2 separate regions of the Homo sapiens genome follow, and region 2 is linked to region 1. The links are chromatin loops, found by intact Hi-C in ENCODE. Cell type or tissue: psoas muscle. All regions are shown on one strand. Each heading gives the region's core, and the rest is flanking DNA. Links, peaks and the distances in the headings are about the cores only.

The links. Peaks named below come from ENCODE experiments on the same cell type or tissue, not always from the same donor. Only the 100,000 strongest peaks of a DNase experiment are listed, where the experiment ranks them.
Region 2: a loop joins it to region 1, with 4 times the contacts of the local background. A loop is called at or near these places in 80 of 110 quality-filtered maps.

The regions. Positions count from the first base shown.
Region 1 is chr2:226,977,722-226,993,372 of GRCh38, forward strand. All of the region lies in intron 8 of RHBDD1 (rhomboid domain containing 1), which reads left to right. It also overlaps a transcript of COL4A4 not described here. Among named protein-coding and RNA genes, the nearest start is that of RHBDD1, 150 kb to the left of the region's middle. In psoas muscle, for the core only: a CTCF peak has its summit at 7,815 (motif pointing left); no DNase peak of the experiment used is centred there; H3K27ac peaks cover 362 bases.
Region 2 is chr2:226,804,755-226,820,405 of GRCh38, forward strand. It overlaps a transcript of RHBDD1 not described here. Among named protein-coding and RNA genes, the nearest start is that of IRS1, 13 kb to the left of the region's middle. RefSeq lists an enhancer at 8,404-8,975. In psoas muscle, for the core only: no CTCF peak of the experiment used is centred there; no DNase peak of the experiment used is centred there.

The DNA.
Region 1 (15,651 bases), core at 3,828-11,827:
ATGTCAAGAGTCTTCATTGCTAATTGAAGAAATCTTTTGAGGTTTAGCAGCTCATAAATTCACACTGGGAATTGGCCTATTGTTCTAAGTCTTGTCTTTGGAATGTAACAGTTGTACTTTTATATTGAGTTCCTCCAATAGTACCATTGTAAACATGAAGAGTTTGCATTTTAACGTAAATTTGAACAATGTGGTTTTAAAAGAGTTCACCACATCAAAAAGAGGCTGTTTGGGCATGTTTTATGCATTCTTTTCTCTATAGTATTTAAAGCTATAAATGACTCATAGAAGTATGTTCCATTTAGATCTGTCATGTTGGTGTAGTGTCCTCACTGGAGCTTGTACTGCCCTTATTTTTTTCTACTGTGAGATAATTATCTGAAAACAGGTCTAGGCCTTTTGCCAAGTCACTTGCCCTTAATCTGTCTTCAGATCCATAGAAACAATTCTAGAACGCTGTTACACTTGGACTAAACAGCAACACATTTTGTGCCTTTTCATGATCATCTTTTTTTTAAAATTCAAATATTCAATTTGTACTCTTTTTTCTCCATGTACCAATTACAACCCTTCCTATAGCCTGCTAGCCCCCCATTAAAAATCTCTAATTTTTTGCCAAGCCACTAGTTGGAGTAGAGAAAGGTTGGATGGTAAAGGGAAACATGTGTGTACTGGTGTCCAAAGCAAACTGGCGGAATATGAAGAGTGCTGGGCTTGGATCTGACCCCTGGACATATGGACCATACCGTTTTCTGGTGTGAGACCTCAAGAAACTGCCCACCTACGTCGAGCCTCAGTCTTTACATCTGTATAATGAAGGCAATATTTAGCACTCTACACCTCCTTCCATTCCTGCATTTGTTCATTTATTTGTTCATCCCCAGGCATAGAATGTGGACATAAACCCTCACTGTCCTTGCCCCCATGGAGCTCACAACGCAGTGAGAATGCACGCTGTCAAAATGATTAGATTCACGAGTAATCACTAACCATGGCATCATGTGCTGTGAAGGGAGGGGATCCTGTGAGAGCTTCAGGCAAAGGACCCTCACTGGGGGTGATCAGAGGACACAGTCACTTCCCTGGAGAAGTTGTGTTTGAGCCAAGAGCTAGAGGACATGAAGCAAGGAGAGATGTTTGTTTTTGAAAAGCTCTCCCAGCTACTGTGTGGAGAATGGCTGGTAGGAAGACAGGAGCGAGTGTGGGGAAATGGTTTAGGGTTGTGTTAGAGTTCTTCAGAGGGACAGAAACCAATAGGATGTAGGTATGTATAAAAAAGAGTTTATTATGGAGAATCAGCTAAGTGATTACAAGCAAAGTCCTATGATAGGCCATCTGCGGGCTGGGGAAAGAAAGAAGCTATTCGTGTGGCTCATTCCCAGTCCAAAAGCCTCAAAACAAAGGAAACCTGCAGCGCAGCCGTCAGTCTGAGGCCCAAGGCCCAAGAGCCCCCAAGAGGCCACTGCTGAAAGTCCCAGTGTCCAAGAGCTGAAGAAACTGCAGTCTCATTGTTGTAGGACTTTCTCCTCAGTTCAGCTAAAAACTAGGTTCTTGTCACACAACCAGGAAAGATAAGGCTTATGGACACATAGAAGGGTGAGAAAAGCAGAATTTATTGGGTGAAAAAAGGAAAAAACTCAGCAAAGCAAGATGGTTCCTGTTAACAGGCCCCCATCTCACCAATTGAATCCCAGGTCACCACCCAGGAACAGGAGGGGCCAGGCTCCTCCCCCCTGCAAATGGCTGGAACTTCCCGAGACCCCACCCCATCCTCCCATTGCACAGGTCAGTTGGAGATTCTCTAGGAGCCCGTTTTACTTGGCTGGCTCATCATATTCAAAGGCAGGAGGAGAGGAAGCAAGCATCCCGCACAGGAGGAGAGAGGAAGAGCAAGAAGACTCAGCAGGCTGGGTACCCTTCTACCGTCTGCCCTGTTCTAGCCATACTGGCAATCCACTGGATGGTGCCCACCCACATTGGGGCGCATCTTCCTCTCTCAGTCGCCTGACTTGAATGTCGGTCAGTCTCTGGCAACTTTCAGAAACACCCAGGAGCACTGCTTCACCAGCCATCTAGTCATCCCTCAAGCCAGTCTAGTTCACACCTACATTAACCATCACAGCGGTTTAGGCACTGGTCTAGGCCCATGATACAGGTGACTCAAACATAGTTGGTGACAGGACAGATAGAGAACAATGGACAAATTTGGGAATGTTCAGGTTAAAATGACAGGTTTTGATGGATTGAATTTGGGGACAGGACGAGTGGAAGAGGAAGGTGTCAAGGAAGACTCTAGGGTCTGGGCTTGTGTGACTAACCAGAGGGATAGTGGGGGCATTTCTGAGAAGGGCAGCCTGGAAAGGGGGTCATTAGTGTAACAGTCAGCACCACTTACCTTTCATTGCTTTGACCCAGGTGCTCATATCCTTTAATTCATTTGGTCCTCAGAACACACCCATGAGCTAGATTTTACAGATAAGAAAATTGAGGATCAGTGAATAAAGTAGCTTATCCTAGGACACAAAATAAGAGGCAAAGCCAGTATTCAACCTCAGCTCTTTCTGATTCAGAACCCATGCCCTACTCTCGTTCCCCACCAGAGCGAGGTAGCAGAAGGGCAGCTTTGTAAGACACCGGTATCCACTCCAGATTTGGTAAGCAAGGTTCTAAGCAGAATGAAATGCCTGGAAGAGAAAACGGGAGATTTGGGGTGTGGTTCTGTGCCTCTTAGCTCTTAGGAAAACCATTTACCTTCTCTGAACTTCCATTTCCCATCTCTGACATGAGCAAGTCAGATCTACCATCCTGAAGACACCCCTCGTGTTCTGGAAATGCATGATATTTATGATGTCATCCTGGATGCATCTCATACACAGTCTCCCATCCACACTTAATTAAATCTGTAGGGTTCCTTATGGTCTTAAAACCATATAGTCCTTTCTCTGCTAGCTTTTTATCTGGCCAAAGCACATATTTAGATACTTCCAATGAAGTTCAGAGAGCAACATATTCCTCTTCCCTTATCTAAATCTTCAGTTACCCAAGATGAGCCTAATTCTAGGTTCCTAACTTGGGATTGATGTTTAAAAAATTTAGTTCTGGAGTTTTCTTTTTCTGTTCATAAAATGTTTTATTTTACTAGAATTTATAAATAATTAATGTCTATTAATAGGCATGTAGGAATAACTCATTTTTTGTTGTTATTGAATATCTCTCCGTAGCAGAGACCATTTTAAAATAATTTCTGAGTTTAATTCTAGTTCAGTTTGAGACTGAGGCAGGCCATTTCAAGGGTGTAAAACCAGTCTGAGACACTCCTTGGCCTTCCTGAGGCTGGATGGGCTTGTTTGTAAGAGATGTTAGGTTTCCATCACTCTGAGTAAACTATCACAAGGACAGAAAACCAAACACCGCATGTTCTCACTCATAGGTGGAAATTGAACAATGAGAACACTTGGACACAGGGTGGGGAACATCATACACTGGGGCCTGTCATGGGGTGAGGGATGGGGGAGGGATAGCACTGGGAGAAATACCTAATGTAAATGCCGAGTTGATGGGTGCAGCGGGCCAGCATGGCACATGTATACCTATGTAACGAGACCACACATTGTGCACATGTACCCTAGAACTTAAAGTATAATAAAAAATAAATAAATAAAGGAGCTCATTGAACTTCAAAAAATTTTTTAAAAAAGGAGCTCATTGAACTTCAAAAAAAAAAAAAAGATGTTAGTTTTCAGTCACAGGATTGTCTCCTGCCTCTGTAGGTTAGCACACACAAGCACACACTCATGCAAACACATGCAGGCACACACATCCATGCACTCATCCACATGCACACACATACACACACACACACACACTTTCTCTAATGGGGAACAAGATTAGGATTTGGGAGAGGGATAATGAGTTAATCAGACCTAAAAGAACACACAAAAAGTGGTTAATTAGACTCAGGGTTAAATGCCATCAAATACAGAAACAGGCGTGGTTTTAAAATGACCATCATACTTCTCAGACAGTTTTTCACATCACAGAAACTGGCTTCCCAGCCACCACAATTCTAGGCTAACTCTGACCCACATAAGAATTTCTCAGCTCTGGGGTGCAGAGAGCAAGGGCTCCTGCTTGTTTGTGCATTTCTCCAGATGGCTTCTCACTGCCACGTATCTCATGGAGCTTATCTACTCCAAACAGATAAAGGTTGCATCGCCCTCATGGTCCAAGTTATCTAGACCTTTGTGGAGAAGCCCACCCTGGTTTCCTAAACCACAAGCTGCTGCCTCTCAAAATTCATGGCTATCATACTTTTGATAAGTATATCATTCCTCTTTCACATATTTTCAACTTCCCCCCGCCCTCTTTTCTTTTCTTGCCCAGCAAGCACACATCTGGCCACAGGCCTCACATGTGGTAGGGTTGGGCTGGGAGGTTCCCAGTGATTCCCTCAGCCCTGCCCCTAATGATTTGGTTACCTTTGATACCAGCCATAACTCACTCTAATTGCAGGTTTTTCTCAGAGCAGTTTGTCTTCCTCTAGTTCCACCTGCAAAAGATGGATGCCAGGTGGCTGTCAGCTTTAATAAGGGCTTTGGACCACTGTGTTCTCCTAGGCCGCAGATAATCTCAGGGACAATATCCTAGGTCAGGGATTGTTTTTGTAATTATGCATTGATATTGGTATTTCTGGACCTGTAGTTATATACTAATCAGGCTTATGGTAGTTAAAAAGTAAAGATAAGTTGAACTTTTAAAACATTTAAGACAGCATTCAGCATCAATAGATGTAATACATCTCATATCTCAGCCTGTTTCTAGCTACTGAATGTTCTTTAATGTGGCCAGAACCCCAGAGCCCAGGCAAAGCTTGTGAATTTCATAGACAAAACAAATAGACTGAATTGTGTTCCAAAGTATATGAGTTTGTAGCCCCCACTCACCTGTTCCTCACTATTTGTGTCTCGGGATTTGAGAGCTATTTAGTGGCTGAGGCCAGAAATTGAAATTTGCCCTAATGGTGTGTTAGCTTGTTCTTTCATTCATTCCTCAAGCATTTATGATGCACCCACTATGTACCAGGCACCAGGGATCCAGAGGTGAATTCCCTTGTTCCTAGGACTGGGTGAGTGACACTGGGCCAGTTTCTTCTACTCCAGTGTCATCACAAATAGAATTTTAACTAACGATTGTATTTGTTGTGTTTTTCAGGATAGCTGGGTTGCACTTTTATCTTTTAAAATCTACATCATCCAAGGTTGAGCATAGCATAACCTAGGAAACTACCAGTCTTTGACTCATAGTAAATGTCACCAGAAACCTACTTGTACTAAACCAAATGCCATGCTAGTGCAAATGGTCAAAGGCAAACATAACCACAGAACACACTATGGCATTCCTGTGATCAGAGTTTCTCAAAGTGGGGCATGTGGGCATCCAGCTCACTTGAGGTGCATGTTAAAAAATGCACATTTCTGGGTCCCCCAACAGACATTGATCTGGAATCTTCCATTAGAACCCTAGAATCTGCCTCTCACCAAGCTCCCCGACGTGGATTTGAGAATCACTGTTCTAAATCCAGCATCTAGTATTTAGCCCTTCGAAGCATGCTGTGTTTTCTGCGGGAATGTGGCACGGAAGTATTGGGTAGCTGTGGGACCTGGGGCCAGTTATGTGGTTCACTTTATTTGCTGCTAGTCAGTCAGGCCACCTAGCCTAGGGGCCAGCCACCTCAATCCATTTCTTTTCCCAGGCCCAACAGCCTTGTTTTACAAGACACATGGTTATCTGCAGTAGTTGTCCAGGGTGACCTAAACTTGACCACTCGGGGATGGTTGTTCTCAGCAGAAGTTGCCAACTTTTTGTCCCTTTTCAAAGTTCTTTTCCCACTGGCTTGTCTTTTTTTTTCCTTATTCCTTGAATGCTTGGGATGATGTTTACTTGTACTTTTTTTCACGTGCAAAGGTTAAGGAGTGTTTTAAGAAGATTGAGGTTTCTGAGGGAAATGTTGGCTAATTTCAAATGGTCTTTGATTTCAAAAGTCAATGAAAACATTCCCTTGATCCTTGGTTTGAAGGACTGGAAATTGGGCCATCTCTCTGGTTTGAAACTCAAGTGGAAGGGAGTGAGAAAAAAATAAAACAGGTCTAAATATTATCAAAAATGCTTCTTTATACCTTTAGCTGAACAGAAGATTTGAGAGCCTGGGCAAAACGCAATGGTGTGGGGGATCTTGTTATTTGTGAATGGAGGAACTGTCCCTGCTCGTATAGGAGGGTGAGCCATGCAGCTGGCATTGTGTCCCTTGGAGGGAGGGAGCTGCTGTCTCCGGCAATTATGAAGCCACCACTTAGGACAGAGTCCCAAGAAAGATGTGCTTTCTTCTCCACCAGAAAGCACATCTGTTCACCGCTCTGATCACTGGGGGTCTGCCCAGCAGCTGTGACAGCCAGCACCTGCTGAACTACCAGTTGCCAAGCTGCCAACTTCAAAGATGCTGTCTTAGTCAGTTTAGGCCACCTTAACAAAATACTACCATGGACCCGGTGGCTTAAACAACAGAAATTTATTTCTCACGGTTCTGGAGGCTAGAAGTTCCAGGTACTAATATGATCAGGTTATAGTGGGGTCCCTCTTCCTGGATTATAGATGGCTGCCTTCTCACTGTGACCTCACATTGGCAGAGAGTGCAAGCTCTGGCCTCTTCATTCCCTGATAAGTTTACCAATGCCATCACGGGGGCTCCACCCTCATGTCCTCATGTAAACCTAATTACCTCCCAAAGGCCCCACCTCCACATGCCATCACATTGAGGGTTTGGACTTCAACGTATGGATTTTGAGGGAACACAAATATTGAGTCCATGACAGCCTTCGTGACCTCTCTGAGCCTAGGCGGACCAGGCAGAACAGCAACAGCTAACGCCCTGGGGTCGTAGGCTAAGGAATTAGAAATATTCTCCTGAAAGGAACCACTGGTGCTGGAGACTTTTGCAGATTCCTAGAACTCATGGAATACTCAATTTATAAGCCCTGGTCTTGTACATTCACTCAGTGCTAGGCCAGAGAAACCCCCAAGTCAAACCAAGTTCTGAGTGTCCTTAGACAGCAGTGTGCACTCTGAACCAGGCATCAGGCACAGTCAGAATGAGAGCTAGATGGGCCTTTTATCTCACTTCCGCCCTTCTGATGCTCTCCTGGGGGTTGGGGTGGGGGAGGGGGAGGAGGGGCAGAAGCAAAGAGGAGGATTGGGGGCAAGTACAAGTGGGGGGTTTGAGTGAAAATGTGAGCCAGTAACCAGTACCACCTGATTAGGCCTAACATAGATCATTTTGAGTATTACTGCATCCAGGATTGATTGTCTTATTACCATAGATTATGTCTGTTTATCTCCTCTGATTTGGAGTTAGCATATTTAGGAGGCTCCGGATCATTCCTGCAAAGCACTCACTAACACGAGGCAGCATGCACAATAGCAGGAGGAAATTCAGGATTAGAACTGGTTAAACTATCTACATTCATATCCATATCTGTATCTATATCTCTCCCAGTGCCTTGTCAGTCTCCTCTGCTCTGGAAGAATTCTGATATGACATAGAAACTGCTAGATGCTGGCAAATAACTCCTGGGTTTCGGGCCATCTAGACAATAAACAACTCCATAATATTCAATGCAGCAGCCTCTGTAGCGCCCATCTGTTTCAAAATAACCCTAATTCTGCTTACGATGCGGAATGCTTTGTTGACTGGAATTTGTCCTAGTTTTCTTCAGCAGATTTAATGTCATAGGCCTCTGGTTCCACCTGCTGGCAGATATAAATACCAGAATGAAACTCGGGTGGATATGTTCAGTTGCAAGAAAAATCCGAGCTGTAGCTCAATGGTTCTCAAAGGCTGATGTACATCGGAGTCACCCGGGAGCTCATTAAAACTACAGCGGCCTGGGCTCTGTGGGAAGCCCACCCAATCAGCAACTATTTCTTAAACAGCCCTCCTGGTGATTCACACACCCACACCAACGTTAGCAGACCCCACTTCACCTGGAATGAGGGGTGCAGAACCCAGCAAGGTTAGGGATGATTCCAGACCACTATATCCTACTCATGCCCAAGAGTGACAAAGCCACCTTGAGATGCCCACTCCTACCTCTTCCAGTTTATCCAGGTAACTCTTAGTGGCAAAGGCCAAAGCTTTATTCCCTTGGAACTCATTTTAAAAAGAAAAAGTTCAAAGTGGAGAAAACTGATGAAAGCACTACTTATCTAAGTGGTCAAGGTTAATGTCACCAGTGATAAGTCATGTTGACAGCACGTTGATATGTGATGAGGGCATTTCACCTCTATGGTATTCTTCACCAAAACCCATAACCCCAGTCTAACCATGAGGACAAATAGCAGACAAACCAGACCGAATGAAATTCTTCACGATATCTGTCTGCTACCACTCAAGACTGTCAAGGTCATGGGGGTCAAGAAAGGACTCAGAAAGAGCCACAGACCAAAAGAGACTAAGGAGACTTGGTAACAAAATGTACTGTGGTCTCCAGGATTGGACCCCGAACAGAAAAAGGAAATTAGTGAAAAAAACTGGTGAGATCTAAATGTCTGGAATTTAGTTCAGAGGAATGTATCAATGTTGGTTTCTTAGTTTCGACAAATGTACTGTAAGATGTTAACATTTAGGGAATAGACTTGTCTGCAGTATCTTTGCAACTTTTACGTAAATTTAAAATTATTCCAAAATAAAAAGTTTATTAAAAAAATTTACAAGAAAAAAATAACCCCATCAAAAAGCAGGTAAAGGATATGAACAGATGCTTCTCAAAAGAAGACATTTATGTGGCCAAGAAGCATATGAAAAAAAGCTCATCATCACTGGTCATTAGAGAAATGCAAATCAAAACCACAATGAGATACCATCTCATGCCAGTTAGAATAGCGATCACTAAAAAGTCAGGAAACAACAGATGCTGGAGAGGATGTGGAAAATGGGAATGCTTGTACACTGTTGGTGGGAGTGTAAATTAGTTCAACCATTGTGGAAGATAGTGTGGCGATTCCTCAAGGATCTAGAACTGGAAATACCATTTGACTCAGCAATCCATTACTGGGTATATACCCAAAGGACTATAAATCATTCTGCTATAAAGACACATGCACGTGTGTGCTTATTGTAGCACTATTCATAATAGCAGACTTGGGGCCAACCCAAATGCCCATCAGTGATCGACTGGATAAAGAAAATGTGGCACATGTACACCATGGAATACTATGCAGCCATAAAAAAGAATGAGTTCATGTCCTTTGCAGGGACATGGATGAAGCTGGAAACCATCATTCTCAGCACAGTAACACAGGAACAGAAAACCAAACACCGCATGTTCTCGCTCATAAGTGGGAGTTGAACAATGAGAACACATGGACACAGAGAGGGGAACATCACAGACCAGGGCCTGTTGGGGGCTGGGGGCAAGGGGAGGCATAGCATTAGGACAAATACCCAATGCATCTGGGGCTTATAACGAGATGACAGGTTGATGGGTGCAGCAAACCACCATGGCACACATATACCTATGTAACAAACCTGCATGTTCTGCACACGTATCCCAGAACTTAAAGTATAAAAAAAAAAAATTGGGATGGGAGGACGGCACTGAAGAGAGACAAAATGTGTTGGAGGACATTGCCAAGGAGCATAGCATGGCTGCTTCTGTGCCCAGCTGCCAAAAGTCATGAGCAGCTAGCTGGTAGGACAGGCAACAGTCTCCAGAGAAGCTGCTCAGGCAGCTGGCCAATGAGGCAGGTTGCTGGTGTGACACATTTGCACTCTCCCATCTCTCCACCACCTGACGCCTGTGTCTCACTGGGAACAAAACAATCATGGACACTCGAACCTCTGTGTGGGAGTCAGAGGTCCAGGCCCCCCTCTGGGTACAGATGAGGGGCCTGAGGCCCAGGGAGGGAAGTGACCTGTGCCAGATCGTGGTGGACCCCAGATATGAACCCACATCTGGTTGAAGTGAATTCATTTGCCACAGCATTTCTCAGTGACTTGATATATTATCTGCAACAGAGTCATCTGGGTGCTCGTTAAAATGAAGTTCCTGGGCTCCAACCACCACTTACTGCATCAGAATCTGTGGTGAGGGGGTGGAGGGGATCCAATAATCTGCATTTTGAACAGGTTCTTCATTTCTGTGCACACTTCAGATTAAGGACCACTGCAGCAAACTGGGCAATGGTTGCTGTTTGATGGAAACTTCTGTGCATAGGGCCAGGGCTGCTAAAAAGCTGAGAATGGGAGAATCCAGCTGCCACCATTCTCTTAGGATGAAAGTCATAGCAGGTGGCAAGCAGCAGGGCCAGGACCCAGTGTGTTTCAGGAGGAGGCAATATTTTATTCTATTTTGAGCTCAGTGTATTATCATTTAAACACTCTTGCCCTCACTACTCTTTTCTTTTTAAAATAATGTAATTAAAACTTACCCAAAGACAGTCTCAAGATCAAGAAGCAAGAGGTTGGGAGTAGGACTCATATCAGGGCCCTGAGGAGGCCACTGTAAGTCTCTTCCCCTGTCCTTCCCTTCCACTGTGCCCCACCTGAACATCTGCAGGAAAACCAGGTCATAAAGAGACAATGGCAAGTCTCCTGGACCCCAAGATAAAGGTCAGAACAGACAAAGGACCCAGATGCCTGGGAAGCCTGAAGCAGGCCGCAGTTTGGACCTAAGGAATCCTTTGAGGCTGCAGGGTCCCTGTAGTGGAGTTGAGCAAAGACTCAGGCCTTGCGAGGTGGATAGCAGCTGCCCGCACTGTGCCAGGCTGGCCCTCTCTGCGGACTGGTGTGGAATCTGCATCAGAAACATCAGAAGAGGCCGGGGGCTCCAGCTGCCCCTCCGAGCAGACACATTGGCCCTGGAGCTTCTGAGAGGAAGGTAGGATTTTAATATTCCGAAGGGTTTTCATACTTTTTCTATCATTTTACAGACCTCATATACATAGATATAGATATATTAAGAGATAGAACGAGCATAGAGAATTATTCCTGTAAGAAGTTACAAACTGTTCTCTATTTTAGAAAATACTTGAGAGTTAACTACCAAGGCTGACTTTTGCAGCTAGACCTATCTATTGCCAAACCTTACTCCTTGTCAAAGGAGATCCTAATTCTAGATGCATCCAGTTATCCAAAATAAAGCCTTACTATTTGCAGTGAGCCTTATTTAAGGCAGAAGATGCATTGTTTCTGCTGTCTTTTAAACAGACCCTGTCTCCAAGTCGTAATTGAGGCAATAATACATTCTGGAGGTTTACACATGCTGATGTAGGGGCTGAGGAAGACAACTGGAACATCTCATGTCTGAAGGAGAATAGGCGGGGATCTAGGTTTGAGTTCCTGACTCAGCCACTGACCAGCTATTTGGCTTTGCCAAGTTGCTTAAAATCTTTAAGCCTCAATTCCTCACCTGTAAAATAGACAAAGAAATTCTACTTGGAGGGATAAGTAGGATAGAAACCACTTATAACAATGTGGATAAATCTCACAAGCATAATGTAAATTGAAGCCACTCACAAGGCATACATATTGTATGGATCCACTTATGGACAAAAATAGGGGAAAAATCTATAGTTAGAAATCAGGATCATGGGTACTGTTGGGTAACGGGGTATAGTAACTGGAAGGGGGCTTGTGGTGGCTTATAAGTGCAGGAAATATTGTGGTATTTTCAGAAATATCCTCATATCTTGATCTGGATATTGGTCTCACATGTCCAGTTTGTGAAAATGAATCAAGTTATACACTTCAAGGTGTAGGGGTAGGGGAGCAGTAAACAGAGTGAGCATGTAGCAATTGTCCCACAAATATTCTTTGTCTCTTTGACTTTTCTTTCTTTTTTTGGGAGGTGGGGGAATTCTAGAAGTCTGACCATATCTTGTCTATATTGCAGGAAACACTGACCTGACATAGTGGACCTGATGTTATAGCTTACTCGATTGTTAACTGGATTATGGCCTGTTGATTTTAAGTCATTTTTGTTCATTAAGGGTCTCCAAAATTAACCAACTGGAGGGGAGAGAAAAGTACAACAGGTAAAGTGGTAAACTAGGGGCTGAGTTGATCTCTATTTCACAATGCAGGGTGCTGACCACTGTAAATCACAGAGATCTCCATTTCAAGGCTTCTTGTTTTGAGATTCCAGATATTATTTCAGCATTAGGGAATCTCCACTGTTGCAGTCTTGATTGATTGAAGGATAGAAATGCGAATGTTTTCTCTCTAAAGTCACATCTAAATATTACCTTTCTCGTAAACCAAAACTGAAATTTCCATTTGTATGAAAGTTATACCATTTTAAGTTAATTTCACACTATTTATAAAGAGAGAATATTATAATTAGTGACTCAAAAAGTAAAGTGTGGTTACTGTCTTTAAGCATCTCCCCTTTTCATGTCTTGCTAAATTGTTAGACCTGGGGTCCCTTCAGGCCTTTTTGGTCTTTGACGGTAAATGACTTAACAACCATCCTTTCAGGGGAGGCATTTTGGGAGCTTTGCAGTTCATGGAATGCTAATAAAGTAACATTCTTGAAAGAGAGAACATGGGTCGCATGCTGCTGCCCTCATCTGACAATAGAAATCCCAGAGAACACTGGTGATTTATTTAGAGGTTTCCTGGTTTAGAAAAAAAGTGATTGCCTCTTTAGCTCCCTAATTTAAGGGAGAGATACTATGCTATCCTGCGACTCCAGTATAACTTCACTGCATGGCATAGTGCGTTCATCAGATCATGGGCAGGATCTATGAATAGCAGCAAATCAAACATCTCTATTTACATGGATGGCGAACGGTAGGGAAAATGGCCATCAACTCATGGTGTTCCTTTTAGCAATTCTTATCTGGACAAAATTGCTTCTCTTCCCTTAGATGTAAAATGCAGAGGCTACTGCATTTTACATAAGGGTAGAGGACTGAACAGTTTTTCATCAAGAACCACAAATCAATAAATTTTATGATCTTACTACTGGTGCTGTAATTGAGGTAAATCATCTTAACACGGGAAGTATTCCTGAGGTTCTTTGAAGCATGCTCACTGCTTCTTTGAGTAAAATTGAGGGCTGACCTCCATTGACAAAAACACAGAGGCAAGGCTCATAAATACTCATATTCTCTACCAAGTTCTTTGGAGCAGGGCCGTTTCACCCAGGCCTGTAAATGTCCAATGTATGATTTAAGCAGAGAAAAGAAGATCTTGGCTGGACACTCCAGCTCTGTCAGTCACCCAGAGGCTCCTTCATGTGACAAAAGCGTGCTGCTTAATGAAAGTCATTAATTACCTTTTTATATCTATTTCTCAGAAGACAGATATTTAGTAACTAGCAACTCAACACTTTGTACAAAACACTGCCAAAGGGTTTGCAAACAGAATTGAGCTCTGTATTTTAAGAAGTCACTGGTTTTGTCATTTTATATATCTCTTTTTTGAGACAGAGTCTCACTCTGTTGCCAGGCTGAAGTGCAGTGGCAAGATCTGGGCTCACTGCAATCTCTGCTTCCTGGGTTCAAGCCATTCACCTGCCTCAGCCTCCCAAGTAGCACGGGATTACAGGCCCAAGCCACCACACCCAGCTAATTTTTGTATTTTTAGTAGAGTCGGGGTTTCACCACGTTGGCCCGGATGGTCTCAATCTCCTGACCTCGTGAACCGCCCGCCTCAGCCTCCCAAAGTGCTGGGATTACAGGCATGAGCCACCATGCCCAGCCCATTTTGTATATCTCTTATACAGAGTTAATTAATGATAGGAACCAAATAGACATTTAGCACATGATTCTTGATGATGTTAGAGATGAACAATCATACCATCCAATGTTCAGCAGGCATTTACTGTCATGTGGCACTCAGCTAATCATTTTATATGCATTATCTCTTCTAATCCTTCAACAACCCAACAAAGGAGCTACTCAGTATTCCCATTTTATAGATAAGGAAACTAAGACCAAGAGCAAGAGGGTAGCCTACTTGCTCAAGGTTGTGTAGCTAAAAAGTGGAGGAGTTGGGATTTAATCACAGGTTGTCAAACTTCAGAATCATGGAAAGGACCCTGGAAGTCCCCTTTTTCAGTAGCCTCCTCTCACGTATGAGTCAACTGGACACTGCTGAAATGAAGCATCTTGTGAAGGGTGTCTCCACGAGTCCCAGGCAGAGCTGGGAAACTATCTCCTAATTCCCTACTAATACTTTTTCCTTTACACTCATGGGGACACCTCCTACCACCCCAAGGAAGCTTGTCCAGATTCTTTCCTGTGTGCTGAACAAATGTGAGTACATATCAGAAACACAAAGATAAGACCCTTCGAGAAAGCCTGCAAAGGATGCTGGAGGTTAAGGAGAGAGGTAGTAGATCATATGACACAAGTGGAAACTATAGAAACAATTTGACACATGAATGCAAAGGTGGGGAAGTAGAAGACAGAGTGTACCTGAGACTGAGTGGACAGCCAGGAAGCCTTGTGCCGAGTGTGGCTCCAACGCAGAGCACACACACAGTAGTCGGTGTAGGTTAGGGGCTGACATCAACTTTGTGATTCTCTTCGAAATAAGTTTTTATGCTTAAAAACATTCTCCTCAGATCAACTCATATTCAAAACAGTGTAGTTTTCAGAGTTGGAAACAAAGCAATTCGGCCATTCTTCAGAGAGTAAGATGGCTTTTGTATCAATAACACTGAGTTGGAAGGATTTAAAATACCCTTAAGAGCTGGCATGATTACAAATCGGGCATTATTGTGGTTTGGGTTGTATTGTTATACCCAAGGTCTTCTTGGTTCTAGAAAGCCGAACCATGCTAGTAGCCAGTGGAATTTAAGGAGACCCACGTGGGAACTTTAGAGTTACGTCTTTGATATCAGCAGAGTCCCACAGAATTGAGAACTTAGACTGGAACTTCTTATTTTTCTGTTTTCAGATAGCAGTGAGCTTCCCACATGTCCATATCCATGAAGAAAAGGGACACTGGGTTTGGGCAGGAAGGGCGGGAATGGTGAGAGGTGCAACCCTGAACACTTGCGGTGTGAGAACCGATGGCCACGTGGGGAAGTGGGAAAAGACTCAGAAGGTTCGCTGTTCTTCATGCTAGCTCAGTGACCTCAGATGTGTCCCTAACACCTTCTGAGCCTCTGTTTCCTCTTCTGCAAAACTGAGATGATTCTATTGGGAGTGAAAGCTAAGTGGAGAAGTGTACCTTGAAAGGGCTTTATAAAGAAGAGTGTGATGATTATTCTTCTCATGACATGAGTTTTCTACTTCAGCATGTGGCATTTCTTTGGTTGGCTCAGCCCTGGTTCTCCTCGAATGCCCTGCAAATGGGTCCAAGGCCGTGTGTGCTGGCTGCTCCTTTTGAGAGCTGGACCTCGGGCATCTTCCTAGTCTGCCCCTTCTAATTCCTCCAGGCAGTTCCCTTCATGGAAATTATTAATCTGCGGGCTTTTTCTTTTGAAGAAACGCTAAAGAAAACACCAGAGGACTCTGTGTTTCCCTCTGGGAGTCTCAGCAGTCTTTCAGCCTCCATGGGTTTCTGCCCTGTGGCCTGGAGTCAGGGTGCCACGTCGAGCTTGCTTCTGACTCTGCCCTCAGCTAGTTCTAACAGAGTTCCCAGGC
Region 2 (15,651 bases), core at 3,644-11,643, 170 kb before region 1:
AGGTGAAAACTCCATGCCACTGTTTAATTCTTTCACTTCAGAAATTCTACTGATTGATTGGTGATTTGGGGAGTGGTGAAGAGAATCCATAACTGATATTTGTCTAAAAAACTTGGTCCTGGTCCAGGCATAGTAGCTTATGCTTGTAATCTCCGCAATTTGGGAGGCAGAAGCAGAAAGATCCTTGAGCCCAGGAGTTCAAGTTTGCAGTGAGCTATGATCATGCCACCGCACTATAGCCTGGGTGACAGAGTGAGACTTTGTCTCTAAAAATAAATAAAAAGACAACTAGCTTTTTCTTTTTTAATTTTCTTGATTTCCTTAACTATTATATTCTCATTTTCTTGTTTGATAAGAATCAGGGGTCTGCCAGTCAATTTGTTATCTTAGACAATGCCACTAATGTTTTTGGTCATTTAATCCAGAGAAAGAACCCCCAGCTGTTTTGTTTGTTTGTTTGTTTGTTTTGTTTTGTTTTGAGGCAGAGTCTTATTCTCACCCAGGCTGGAGTGCAGTGGCGCCGTCTCGGCTCACTGCAACCTCCACCTCCCAGGTTGAAGCAATTCTTCTGCCTCAGTCTCCTGAGTAGCTGGGATTACAGGCATGCCCTACCACGCCCAGGTAATTTTTGTATTTTTAGTAGATACGGAGTTTCACCATGTTGGCCAGGCTAGTCTTGAACCCCTGACCTCAGGTAATCCACCCGCCTTGGCCTCCCAAAGTGCTGGGATTATAGGCGTGTGCCACCACACCCAACCACTGTTTCTCATATTTGAAGAGCCAAGTGTTATATCTAGATAAGCATATGCTTAGAAAGATTTGCAGACTTTACAACACCTTTTGCTGGTTTTGCCCCCTTCTTTATCTTAAATTTGTCTTTTTGGTGCAGTGCACTCTAAACTTTCTAAATTTAAATTTATATTTAAAATCTAAAATTTGATAGCCCAAAAATGTCTTCACAGTAATCCCTCAACTTCATTTGTTTATTTTTTAATGTGAATTTCAGTAATGATGAATGTCCCATGCCCTCTATTCAGTGGGCAGGATCTAGAGGTAGAGCTAGTTGGTTTTACTGTTGGTCATATTAACAAAGAATTGCTAGGTCACCATGTCCCTCTCATTCTTCTCACATCCCCTCCTCAATTGCAAGGCAAATCATCATAACTTTTTCTCAGTAATGATGGATATTCCGTGCTCTCTATTCACTTGGCAGGGTCTGGTGGTAGAACTAGTTGATTTCACTAACAAAGAATTGCTGGGTCACCATGGCCCCCTCATTCTTCCCATATCCTCTCCTCAACTGCAAGGTTAACGAACATCTCTCTCTCTCTCTTTCTTCTTCTTCTTTTTACTGGGTCTCATCACTCCAAGGTTCTTTATTTTAAGAAAGAAAAAAAAAACTGACTAGAAGATTAAGGACATTAGTTTTCTGTGGATTGGGAAGATACAAGTTAATTTGAACTTAAGAAATTTGTAATTGCATCACTACCTGTGGTGTTGTCCGGTGTGACTCTACAAGTGGGCAGAGGGTTACCCATATCAGAATCACCTGTGGAATTGTTCAAATCAAAGCTTCCTGTGTCCCACCTCTGATCCTTCTAAATCAGATCCTCTGTAGGTCAATGTGTAGTTCCCCCATTTCCCATTCCCACCTCCATGAGTTTTATGTATGCTAAGATTTGAAAGCCACTGATCGGCCTATCTCTAAAATCCTAGATTACAAATGAAGACATTAGGAAATATATGCAATATTAACCTCCAGCAACTGTCACAAGTTTGGTCAATAGTTTTTCTGAAATATTTTACTGCAGTGACTTTAAAACTTTTGACCATGACCTGCAGTAAAAATACATTTATAAACACATTGAACATCAGTGCGCACACACACACTCAGACTCACTTACAACGAAATACAACTTACCCTTACTACCTGCAATGCACTCAGATCTTTTTACTCTTTCTTATCTCTCTTTCTCTCAATCTCACACTTTCTCTTTTTCTTTTAATGCTTTCTAAGACCCACTAAATTAATTTCCTAGCACACTAAGGTGTCATGACCTACAGTCTGAAAACACCAACTTTCTATATGAATATTTCTGAATTCAAAAACAGAACAGAACAATGATCATCTCTAGATCCTTGGATGCACCACCAATTGAACTCCTAAGGAGGAAATTCACAATGCTTCCAATGGATTCGAGTTTACCTAAGATTATTTTTGGTACTAACCAAGAATGATTTTTTCACTGCTTTTTTTTCTTAAGTGGTTGGGCACCAGTCTGTCCCTACTAAGCAATGAAATCTGATGCACTTACAGTTTTCATACAGTGGAAATCTGAAGACAGGCAAAAGGCAAATTAAGAACACTGAATGTGATTCAGTTACTATTTTAAAAAATAGACATTTATCATCACTTCCCAATATTATTTCATTGTGATAATTGAGCTAATGTTGTTTGCTATATAAAGTATTGGAGGAAAATAAGTTAGAGATTATAAATGTATTTAAAATATATTCTTGTAAATTTGTATTTTATTTTTGCATCAGTTTTGGATTGGGGTTAAAGGAGAAAATAGTGGTTTTCTTTTATAAAGAAGAAAAATTTTAAAAACTGCTTACCAGGAATTTAAATTATTAGTTTTATTAATAACATTAGTTTCATAAAAACTAGATAAAATGTTGCTATTTTGTATTTCTTAATTTACCAAACATAAATGTCTTTGATTCCTAGGAAATTAAAATTTTAAGGGCTAATTCCCCTTCATTCAAGAAATATTTACTGTGATGAAGACATGTTCCATGCAGAGGAAATGGCCAATGCAAAGAGCCCCTGACTGGAGGGCATTTGGCACATTCTAGGAGAGTGAGGAGGTAAGTGCAGTGGGAGCAGAGTGAGGAAGGGGAGAATAGGAAGAAGCACGCTTAGTGAAATAACAGTGGACACAATCATAAGGGATCATGTAAGCCTTTGTAAGGACTTTGGTTTTCGCTCTGGGAGGGGAAACCACTGGATGGTATATAATACAGCAGTGACGTAATCTGACATATTTTAAAGACACTCTGGGCTGGGCGCTGTGACTCAGGCCTGTAATCCCAGCACTTTGGGAGGCCGAGGCGGGCATGGTGGCAGGCACCTGTAGTCCCAGCTACTCCAGGGGGCTGAGTAAGTAGAAGCACATGAACCAGGCAGGTAGAAATTGCAGTGAGCCGACGTCACGCCACTGCACTCTAGCCTGGGTAACAGAGCGAGACTCTGTCTCAAAAAAAAAAAGAGACACTCTGGAAGCTCTGTTGGAATAGACTGTTGGGGGGAGGACAGGGGTAGTGGCAGAAGCAGACCTCATAAAAGGCTACTGCAGAAATATGATCAAGAGATGATGGTCATTCGTAAAGATGGTGAGAAGTAGTAAAGTTCTGAATATATTTTGAGGGCAGCATCAGCAGAATTTGCAGGTGGTATGGATGTGACATGGAAGAAAAAGAATGTAGGATGACTCCAAGGTTTTTTTTACTTGTACAACTGAAAAGATAAAATCACCATCAACTGAGACAATGTATCAGTTTTCTATGGCTGGGTTAAGAAACTACTCTAAAGGAATAATTATGAAACATCAACTCTTTTATTATGCTCTAGGATTCTATGGGCCAGGAATTCAGACAGGGCACAGTGTTGATGGCTTGTCTGTGTCCTGGCTGGGATGGCTCAAATGGTTGTGGGACTATTTGACTTGAAAGGCTGGAGCCTGGAATCATTTGAAACATTGTTCACTCATGTGTCTGGCACCTGCGTTAGAATGACTGAAGGCTACATCAACTAGAGTACTTACATCCGGTCTCTCCATGTGACTTGGACTTTTCACAGCGTGGAGGCTGGATTTCAAAGGTGAGTGTCTGAAGAGAGACCATCTCGAGAGTTAACATGCCAAGAGGGAGCTTCTAGAGAGGAGGTGTTCCAAGAGAATCAGACAGAAATTGTGTAGCCTTTTATGACCTTACCTCAGAAGTCAGAGCTTCATTTCTACTGTATGTATCCTATTGATCAAAGTAGACATGAGCCCACCCAGATAAAAGGGCAGGGAACCTAGACCACAGTTCTTGATGGAAGTAGTGTCAAAAAAAAAAAAACTTGTAGTCATTGTTTTAAACTACCACAGATTGAAATACTGTGGCTGAACAGGAATGGGGAAGATGGGGGAAGATCAGGAGTTTGGTTCTAGACATGCTGAGTTTCAGGTGCTTATTGATCCTCCGAGTGGAGATATCAAGTAGGCATTTGTGTATATAAACCAGAGTTGAAAAGATGAGTCTGGGCTTAGGTATAAATGTAAAGGTTGTCAGCCTATGAGTAGGATTTAAAGCCCATGATACTGGATAAAATCATCAAGAAAGAGAAAGTAGATAGACAAAAGAAGAGGACAAAGATGCCAGCAAGGGAGACAGAAGAACAACCAGTAAAGTTGCTCTCTTTTAGGCAGGAAGACACCATATCAGGAAAAAGAGAGTGAACAACTGAGTCAATTGCTGCTGATGGTCAAGTCAGAAGAAGACTTGGAATTAACATAAGATCTAGCATCATGTTTGTGTTATGTATAAGATATTAACATTGATTGCAGATGCCCACAATGTTTATGATCTGACTGAATTCTTTAGTGGAATCACAAAAGTTCAACATACTCAGATGTGTACAGTAGGTTAGTAGAGTTTGTAGGGATAATTATGGCAACATATTTTATATTTCCTAAATAACTTTAACTTGAAAAATTCCTATGAGGACAGAGATACTAAAGTACAGTGGATGCTATGTTTAGTCTCACTATGCAATTTAGTCTTGTCTCTAAGATTAGACTTCTAAACATTCTTAAGATTTTGAGAAAGAGAGGGAGAGAGAGAGACACTCATATTAATAGGAAAAATTGCCAAGATATGTCCTAATTTTTAAACCAAATATTTTAAAATATTTTAGACAAAAGTTTATATCTAGGAATCTACTTCTAGATTTATTAGTCTTTACTGATTTAAAACTTTACAAAATAACAAATAATAGCTTTCACCTTTTTAAAAACTATTTTAAAAGACTAATGTAAGGTAATTTACTGCAAAAGACAAATATCAATACCAACACCTAGTTTTAAGTTGGAAAATGTGAAATAAAATCTTATGTAAAATACATCAATACCCAACAATATAATAATAATGTAACATAAAATTACCATGTCATTGGTGGGACACACAATTTACTAAAGTGTAAAAACCATAACATAACTCTTGGAATCTCTATAGAACTACAAAATATAGTTGATGCTTGAACAATGCAGGCATTAGGAGTGGCAACTCCACAAAGTTGAAAATCTGCATATAACTTTAGACTCTCCAAAAACTTAACTTCTAATAGCCTACCATTGACCAGAAACTTTACTGATAATGCAGTAGATTATCACATATTTTGTATCTGCATTATATACTGTATTTTTAAAATAAAATAATCTAGAGAAAAGTGAGTATTGACGGGGCATGGTGGCTCATGCCTGTAATCCTAGCATTTTGGAAGGCTGAGGTGGGTGGAACACCTAAGGTCAGGAATTCGAGATCAGCCTGGCCAACATGACAAAATCCCGTCTCTACTAAAAATATAAAAATTAGCTGGGTGTGGTGTCAGGCACCTATAATCTCAGCTACTTGTGAGGCTGAGGCAGGAGAATCGCTTGAACCCAGGGAGGTGGAAGTTTCAGTGAGCCGAGATCACACCACTTCACTCCAGCCTGAGCAAAAGAGCAAGACTCCGTCTCAAAAAAAAAAAAAAAAAAAAAAAAAGTGAATGTTAAGAGAATCATAAGGAAAAGAAAATATATTTACTACTCATTAAGTGAAAGTGGAGCATCCTAAAGATCTTCATCCTCATCATTTCCAGATTGAGTAGGCTAAGGAGGGGGAAGAAGAAGAGGGCTTGGTCTTGCTGTCTCAGTGGAGGCAGAGGCATAAGAAAAACGTGGATAAATGGATCCATGCAGTTCAAACCCCTGTTGTTCAAGGGCCAGCTGTATGCTTAAACACATCCCTGGGGGTTGTAAAACTAATGTTACTGTTGTTTTCATTTTGCAATTTTTCCATCTTGATATAAAAGCAAAAGTAAAGCTAATCTATGTACAATTTATTATAGGTCAACTGAGAATGGCAGAGGACTCATCCCACCTTTGCCACATGGTGACTTGCCCCACTCCCCCAGGTGACCTTGCTCGTGCATGTGGATATTTGCTCAGATTAAGAATGTTTCCCACAAAATTGCTTACTCTCTTTCATTCTGTCCGTGGTTGCTTGTGGTTTATTTGTTGATAACTGAGACTATTTAAAGATTGCCAAAACAAAAGCCATTTCTTTTCTCCCCGAATAGCCTCATTTTTTCTATTCCCTTTTTCCCCTCCTATTAACATTTCTGGGGACTCTAAAGCAGAGCTCAAGATGGTTCAGGACCACGGAGAGCGCAAGGAAGGGGAACTACCAAAGCACTTTAGTCATGCAGGTGGGGAAAGAGATGATCCTAAAATTGTTTTTATTTTTCTGTTTTTTTGAGAGGGAGTCTCGCTCTGTCACCCAGGCTGGAGTGCAGTAGCACGATCTTGGCTCACTTCAACCTCCGCGTCCCGGGTCCAAGCGATTCTAGCGCCTCAGCCTCCTGAGTAGCTGGGATTACAGGTGTGCACCACCATGCCCAGCTAATTTTTTGTATTTTTAGTAGAGACTGGGTTTTGCCATGTTGGCCAGGCTGGTCTCCAATTCCTGACCTCCAGTGATCCACCCCCCTCAGTCTCCCAAAGTGCTGGGATTACAGGCGTGAGCCACCACGCCCAGCCAATAGTGGAATTGTTGCCGGACAATATTTATTTAAAAGACATTATTGTAAAGAGTAACAGTGTAATTCTGGCTCCTTGAAATTTGAGGGGAATGATTTTTCTGGACATTCGACCAGTGCTTTCTAAATTTCTCCACTGAATTCTATCTAATGACAGATGAGAGGACACTGAAAGTAGGAGTAGCCATAAGTCACCAGTGCAAAATGTCTTTTGAAGTTTGCATTTATTGATTGCTACCATTTATGTAAAGTTTTACAGTTTTGACAGTCATAGGGTTCACCAATCCACCATAGAAGAGAATTAAGTCATGCGGACACAGCAGGGTTTAGAATGGATGAGTAGAGGAGTGTGTGCAGGCTCCAGTCCCCAAAGTCTCTAGGACTGTCCTAGAACCTGCAGCTCATCTGTCAATTCTGTCAACTACTCAGGATCCTCTCAAGAATTATCCCCCCATACCCACCTTTTAAATTTCCTCAAGCTAGTTTCATTTGAGTTTTGTCACTTGCAACTGAATGAGCCCTGCTAATGCAGATAGATTCAATTGAGAAGGGGAATTCTAGGCTAGGAGTACAAGGTTACAGGCAAGGAGACAGGAACATAGCTTGGGATTTCCTGGGGCAGTGAGAAAACTGACTTTAAAAAAATGGAATGGTTTCTAAAATGTTTGTACAACTTCTCTGTATGGCAATGGGGTAGGAGTATAAATTCTTTCAGCTTCTTCTGAGGGCAGCTGAACAAGAAGTATAAAAATTTTGAATGCTGATAACATTTGACCTAGCAATTCCATCTCTAGAAATAAATTCTACAGTAGTAATCTTAAAAACGTATTCACTGAAATGTTATTTTCTCATAGAAAATGTCGAAACAACATATGTGTCCATCAATAGAGAACTTGCTAAATGATTTATACTACCTTTACATATTGAAATACGCATAGCCGTGGAAGATAATTTAGTAGATCTATATGTCCCATTATGGAACAATCCCCATGGTGGGGGGAAAAGTAAGGTGCAGAACTGTATCATAGATGTTCTCTCTCTCTCTCTTTTTTTTTGGAAAGCACATGTATGCTTTTATATACACAGAAAAATTCTAGAATGGCAAACAAGATATCTTTGCAATAGTTTTTTTCTGGGAGGGGACTCATTTAAAAAAATTCTCCCATATTGCTTGTTTTGTTTTGTTAAAGACATCCATGTATTCCTACTTGGGTTAAGCCATGATAACTAAATATGATTAAAGTTCAGAACAATAAAAACCTTAGAGATGTATACATAAATATCACTTGCTTAGGAATTTCTAGGTAGGTACTATTTTAAGCCCTCTACATATATTATTTCATTCAATCCTTGGAGCAACTCTAGGAGGGAGGTGTTATCCTCTAATTGCAGATGAGGTTGATGAAGCTTAAAGAGTAATGATGCCTTGAGTCCATCCTCTGGCTCCAAAGCCCTTGTATTTAACTGTTCTCCCTTTTGCATCCCTGTGCTAAAGTGACTTTGCTATAATATCCACAAGGAAGAATTTCTGTGTAAAAATTAGACTTCCTTGCAGGCAGTCTATCAGTGATATCCAATAAAGACTCAATAATGGCTAACAATACAAACCACACACACAAGAAAAACTTCTCCTTTTGTGCCAGGTACTTAGATTAGGTGTAGTGGTTTTCTTAAACTGATTATCAAGGTAAACACCACCTCATACATTTCAGCAGAGAGCAGTGGTTTCTCTCTCCAGCAGTGGGAGCCATTGAATCAGGACAATGCCACACAGTTGGGCTTTCATGTTAGATAGATCACTCTTGTGGTTTTGGGGGATGGCATTATAAGAGAGGAGACTGGAGACAGGGGGGCTATTGTCATGCAGATTTGTTGGATGTCCACCCAGCATTCACTTTTTCCATCTTTTGCCAGGGGTACACTACACAACATCACCAGTCATTTCATAGAATGGCAATTAGATTAGGCTTAGGTCTGCACTGCCTTCCTTCACTCCGCTCTGTCACTTGCCATCATTGTAAATGCTGACAACTTAGTGCCTTTCATGCTTCAAGTATCAATAAGATAGGAATAGTAATAGTATCACATTGAATTATTGTGGAGTTTTGAACAGATGATACTTGTGTTATCAGTGCTCAATAAATATTAGCTGTCCTCTTCCTTATTGTTGTTGTCCTCAACTATGTATTTTAAATGGGATTAGTCACACAACTCCTCATGTCCCCCACCCATTAATACCTGACTCCTTTGCAAAACAAAGCATAGCATATGGTGGTGGGGATTACAAAATCGTTACAGAAATTTCATATGTAAAAAAGGGGCAAGAGTTGGCCAGTTTGACACTTCCTTAACCTATTTTATTTTTCTTAAATATTACAGTATCACCAGATATACTTTCTATTTATTTCTTCTCTGAGAGTATGCAATTTGTCTGATGTGTTGCCTGCTGTTTTTGGGTGAGTGATAAATATGAGTTCTATATAGGGGGTGAAGAAAGCATTCCATGAGTGGGACTGTATGAACAATGGAGAAAAGTCATGAAGGAAAGATGGCATTCCATGTGGACTCGAGTAAAGTGAACATGATATCTTGTCTATAAGGGGGATCATACATTTAAAGCATTCAGCAACCTGTAACCAACACAACAGTCTTTCCAAGAAGAAGAGAGTATGAGCTTTTAGAGGGGAAGAAAAGTATCCTCTTCCCTTGAGAAGCATTCAGAGCATCTAGTATCACACTTGGGATATAGCAGGCATTTGGTACTCAATTAAAGAATAGAATGTGATTAAATAACTTTGAGGGCCCACATGGATGACTTTGAATACGGATCAAAAGTTTGGACTTAGCTTGTCAGTAATGAGGAGCCTTTGGTATGATCAACAGGAGAAGTAACATAGCACATCTGAGATATAGAGTAAAATGGAAACCTTGAGCAAAGGTAGGCTAGTTAGGAGTCTGTTTCAATAGACCAAAGGAGATGGAGAGCATGAGGGGCTCAGTTAGTCTTGTGGTGGTGGAAATAAAGAGGAAAAAGCAGGTGCAGAAAACATTCAGAGGAGGAAACAATGGGCTGTTGAAACAAATTGGATATTTGGGACAATAGCAAGAGAAAAGTCAAAGATAACTGGGATTTTAATCCTGAGCAACGGGTAGGCTAGTGAGACATCTAATCACTCTCCCCGTCTCCTTCCCTGAAAGTTAATTACTCACAGAAAAAGCATTAGCCAGAAGTCAGCATGTTTACATCAGTTCCTTAACCCTGCAAGTCCACATTGGTGATGCAGGTGGCCAAGACAGGTGCTGCACACACTGGATTACAGCATGGAAGAGGAGCCCAGGGTCATGGAGGCACCCAGCAAGTGGCAAAATATGGGCACCTTGACCTACTGGGTTGCCTATGTGACCAGCTACAGAAGCTGCTCAGTATCAGGAGCTGGAGCTGCCTGCAATCTGGCCACTCAGCAAGAATTTTCAGAGACTGTTTCTATTCCATAGTGGATGCTCCATCCAACACCATTCTTTTAAAGTGCGCACATCTGATCACTTTCCAAGTATAAATGGCCTGAATTTATTTTCCTTTCTTTACCAAAATCCAACCTAAGTAATTTTTTTCTTTCCATACTCCTTATTCATGAACTCTAATTGTTGGTAACTTTGAGAGCATTGGTCATCTTAATTTCTTACCACTAATGACATGACAAGTTAATTTCTGCAATAAGAACAGCTAAAATTATTTTTATATCTTCTAACATAATATTTTGTCATGAATGCTTTCCTAGAATCTTCCTTCTGGAATCCTACTTTTTATGTAGTTTGGAGATTCTCTTTTCTAAAATAAAGATTAGCATGTAAGATAATAAAGTTATTATATATTTCATCCAAACTGTAAAAATACATTGAATATTTTACTTCTTAATTCCTCTAGGTAATATAAAAGTATTTTAGACAGTTTTATATTGTATTAATTGAAGCATATCAAAGTTGATTGATTTCTAAAGACTGTGAACTCAACCCACATAAGAGGAGGCAAAAGTAAAGATTAGAACTTGCCATTTCTATTCCAGTCCATTAATTCTAGCTTAAGCTATTTCTGATAAGTGTGTACTCTGGAGAAAAAAAAAATGTTATTTGAAGAGTGGCCACTATATTTGTTTCTGGCAAAACTAAAGTTTTAAAATTCCAGTTCCTCAACAAATGGAAGATGGAATTTTCCAGTTCTTCAAAGTATGATTTTTAGGACTTGCTACTAAAGGTTAAATTTTCTCTCTCTATTATAACATATTCATGGATCCTTTAGACATTAAAGTAAAGTTGGAGTGGAAGAGTAGAAAATAACAGAATCTATTTATTGCTTTAGGTTTTCTTATGAATTGCCCCCTGCTCTGTCTCTAGTTTGTGACATGATGCTGATAGCATGTCTGTTAGTGTGTAGGTGACGCTGCCTTCAGCTAGAAGCTGGATTCAACAACATTAGGCTGACTTGCAGGCTACAAAGCCTCTGACTAAGGTCATCACATCTGGCACCAGATTTGATGTCAGGAGCTGATGTTCTTTTCACCTTCTTCCCCCATGAACTTCTTAACTTAGTATTTCTAAGGATATTATACAGTGGCATCGTGCTGACTTAGGCTAGGCAGTGACAAATTTAATGTTACTTCACCTCTGCCAGGGTGAATTCAAGACCCATCACCGTGCCCAGAAACCCAATAGCACATTTGAATATTCTGAACTGCAAACCTGGTTGCATTAACAAGAATAGTATGGGAATGGTGGCAAAAAAAAAAAAAAAAAAAAAGAAAAAAAACAAGTTGTGCAATAAATTATCAGTTTATTTTCTGGAGAAGGTTACTTTGAAGGTCACAAATTTCTTCTGTCTAAGGATCCTTGGAATGGTTTAAGAAACAGCCTACTTATGGTCAAAGTTAAGAAATGAATAATCTCTTAAACTATGCCCCATATCCAAGACTCTGTTGTTTACAGATTATACCAAGAAAATATAAAACATAGGTCTAGGCCAGGCACAGTGGCTCACGCCTGTAATCCCAGCACTTTGGCGGGCCAAGGTGGGTGGATCACCTGAGGTTAGGAGTTTGAGACCGGCCTGACCAACATGGTAAAACCCTGTCTCTACTAAAAATACAAAAATTAGCTGGGCATGGTGGCAGGCACCTGTAATTCCAGCTACTCGGGAGGCTGAGGCAGGAGAATCATTCGAGTCCAGGAGGCAAAGGTTGCAGTGGGCCCAGATAGCACCACTGCGCCAGCCTTGGTGACAGCGCAAGACGCCATCTCAAAAAAACCACACACACACGTCTAATACCTTTTTCTGAGGGACAACTTGCATTTTAGTTCATTTCTCACTGAAGCAAAATAACAATTTACATTTAAATTGTGGTTTTCCTTAAACATAAGAAAATGTATAGTTCTTGAACACACCAGTCTATTGGCATTTTCTACAGCTAATGCTTCCAGTGTCTAAAGTGGTGTGACATCATCTATACCACCTTCATTATACTATTTTTGTCCTGTGTAGGTGTGCATAGTGAGCTATATACGCCTAGTAATATGTTTATTCCTTGTGTTTAAGAGCAGGCAAGGTCAGAAGTTATACTAATTCTTTGGGGATGAGTTCATTGGTCAGTGTCATCAAATAACTTTTCTGAGAGCTAAAAGTTAGTCCAGTTATTGGCTTAACCAAAATGCCTAGGGTGTTACGGTAAATGATTGTTCAGTTCAGTCACAGACAGTTGATCTGGTAGGCCTAGTTGCTGGTGTTCTAATTAATGCCTTATAGTAGTCAATCAAAAATAACTGGGCACCGATCAGGTACATTACACTGATACTCAGCAGGGAACCAAGAGGAAATAACCCACTAAGGCATTAGCTAAATGAAAAGCAACCATAAACTGGAAGCTAATGAGGTAGACATTTGTCATTATGAAGTATCAACCTGAAACTATGTAATTGAACAACCCAAATACACAGATGAGTTCTGAATCACCCAACCAAGCAGGGATCCAAAGGATCCCAAATTCGCCCTGTTTAAACGGAGCTGTCTCTGCCTGGAAGAATAGGGAAGATAATAGAAGTTAAGGCTGGCAGTTAAATGACATTGAAGCCAGTATATTCTCAAAGAGAGAAACTCCACTCATGTTTATGTGTGAATCATTTGGGGATTGGGGTGCTCACGCAAAGTTAGATTCCTAGGATCCGCATGAGACCTAATAAATAAAAAATCCAGCATGCACCTTTTTAACAAGCTCTTCAGTGAATTCCGCAGTCAGTGGTTTACAGTTCACATGTTGACAGATACCCTTTATGGTTTCACATAGATCCCTAGGTCTTTCCTGTTTGTATTGGTAAAGTCTAACTTAACTGCATTGTTAAGGTTATACAAAGGCTAGTTTAAAGGTATAGGAATTCAGAATGATATGATAATTTGGAGGGCATTATTTCTCCTATTACTTGTTTGAATCAGGAGTTGCAAACTTCTGGCCTGCTGGCCAGATGTGGTTGGTCCATCTATAGTCTTTTAAGTGGTCCAAACAGTATTTTTTTTTTTTTTTTTTTTTTTTTGAGATGGAGTCTCACTCTGTCGCCCAGGCTGGAGTGCAGTGGCGCGGTCTCAGCTCACTGCAACCTCCGCCTCCCATGTTCACACCATTCTCCTGCCTCAGCCTCCTGAGTAGCTGGGACTACAGGCGCCCGCCACCACACCTGGCTAATTTTTTTTTTGGTATTTTTTTAGTAGAGATGGGGTTTCACTGTGTTAGCCAGGATGGTCTTCATCTCCTGACCTCGTGATCTGCTCACCTCGGCCTCCCAAAGTGCTGGGATTACAGGTGTGAGCCACTGCACCCAGCTCAGTATTTTTTAAATTATTTGCCAACGTTAAACATTAGAAGATGATACAGCAAAATCTGAAATTCTAGTTTCTCTTTAAAAATCAGATGACCTGGCCGGGTGTGGTGGCTCACACCTGTAATCCCAGCACTTTGGGAGGCCGAGGTGGGTGGATCAGAAGGTCAGGCGTTTGAAACCAGCCTGGCCAACATGGTGAAACCCCGTCTCTCCTAAAAATACAAAAGTTAGCCAGGCGTGGTGGCGGGCACCTGTAATCCTAGCTACTTGGGAGGCTGAGGCAGGAGAATCGCTTGAACCCGGGAGGTGGAGGTTGCAGTGAGACGAGATTGCGCCATTGCACTCCAGCCTGGGCAACAAGAGTGAGAATCCATCTCAAAACAAAAACAAAAACAAAAACAAAAAAACAAAAAACAGATGACCTGAGAGCACTGAGCCATGATTTCTACAAGACCTCAGTCAGCTAGAATTGAAAAGCAGCTGCCCCTTTCAATGTGTAGTTTTCCATAGTCCCATGACTCCAGATCATTTCCCTGACACCATGGCCAAATGTCAGGTGCCATTTGTCACCACGATGCTTCAGATGCTCTCTTCCACCCGGCCCACTTGACTCGTTTATATCACCTGCCTATATCCTCTAGGCACTTGAATTTATGACCCCTGTCTTAAGGGTACTTCAAAACCAATTGCTTTTGAACAGTATTTGATGATGAAGACAGATATTCCACATTCAGACTTATTCTGATGCATTCCCCTGGGATCCACATACTATGCTCCTGGGCAGAATCTGGGCTAATTCATTTAAAGAATGCTCATTAATCAAAAGAAAGTCCAATCTAACTCAAGTCTTTCTAGGAGACTACACAATTTGCCATGTCTAATTGATGTACATATTTTATTTTCTATTTTCTACAGCGAAAGGAAAGATACTGCTTAAGAGGCTGTTGTTTTACAGAAAACACAGCTGTTTACAGTCATTTACAAAAATTTAACCATTTTAAAAACCACTCTAAAATACTCATCCTTGTGTAATTCTGATGTGTCAATGTAGGTTCATCAATTGTAACAAATATACCCTCTGATGGGAAGGCTGATAATGTAGGAGGCTATGCAGGGGGTGTATGGGGAATCTCTGTACTTTCTGTTTAATTTTGCTGTGAACCTAAAACTGCTCTTTTAAAAAAAGTCTCAAAAAAATTTCATCTGAAATAAATCTGAGGTGCTTAACAGCCCAAGAATATTCAATGGTCAATATTCCCTATGTTTTTTCTACTTCATAAAAAATATAGTTTAAAATATTTCACATTATTGCTCAGTAGAACCTTGAAAATTGAACATGCTATCTTTTTTCCTAGGTCAAATATGACATGGCATTGCAAAATAAGCCTTTCCCCTCATTACTTTCACTCCCTTGATTATGTGCACTAAAAACAAGTCTCAAGAAAATCCAAGGTAAAAACCTGTTGGTAAAATATTAAGTTCAGGTTTAAATGTGAAAACTACATATTGTGTGTGTTTTTTTTTTTTTTTTTTTTCTGAAAAAAATTCAAGTCTCTCTTTTAGCTAGGGCAGCTGAAGATCTGTGGGTGCATTCACAGTAATTTAGGTTTAGGTTTCAAGTCTCTCCCATTTTGGCACTGTGAATTTGAACTAGTTACTTTGTTTCTGTAAAATGAGATAATAATCCGACCTCATAGACTCATTAAAAGGATAAAAGTAGTTTGATGAATAAAGTACACAGCACACACTCAATAAATTATAGCCCTTATTTTAATTAGTGACAGTGAATTTCTTTCTGTACTGACCAAACAGTATCTCCACAGGACCTAAGAAAAGTGCTTTAAAAAGGAAGTCATAAACCCTTTTTTTGGCTTTTCTTTTAAGCAGCTTTATTCACCCAACAAAAGGAAAGTGAATTTCTTTTCCATGACAACATTGTTTAG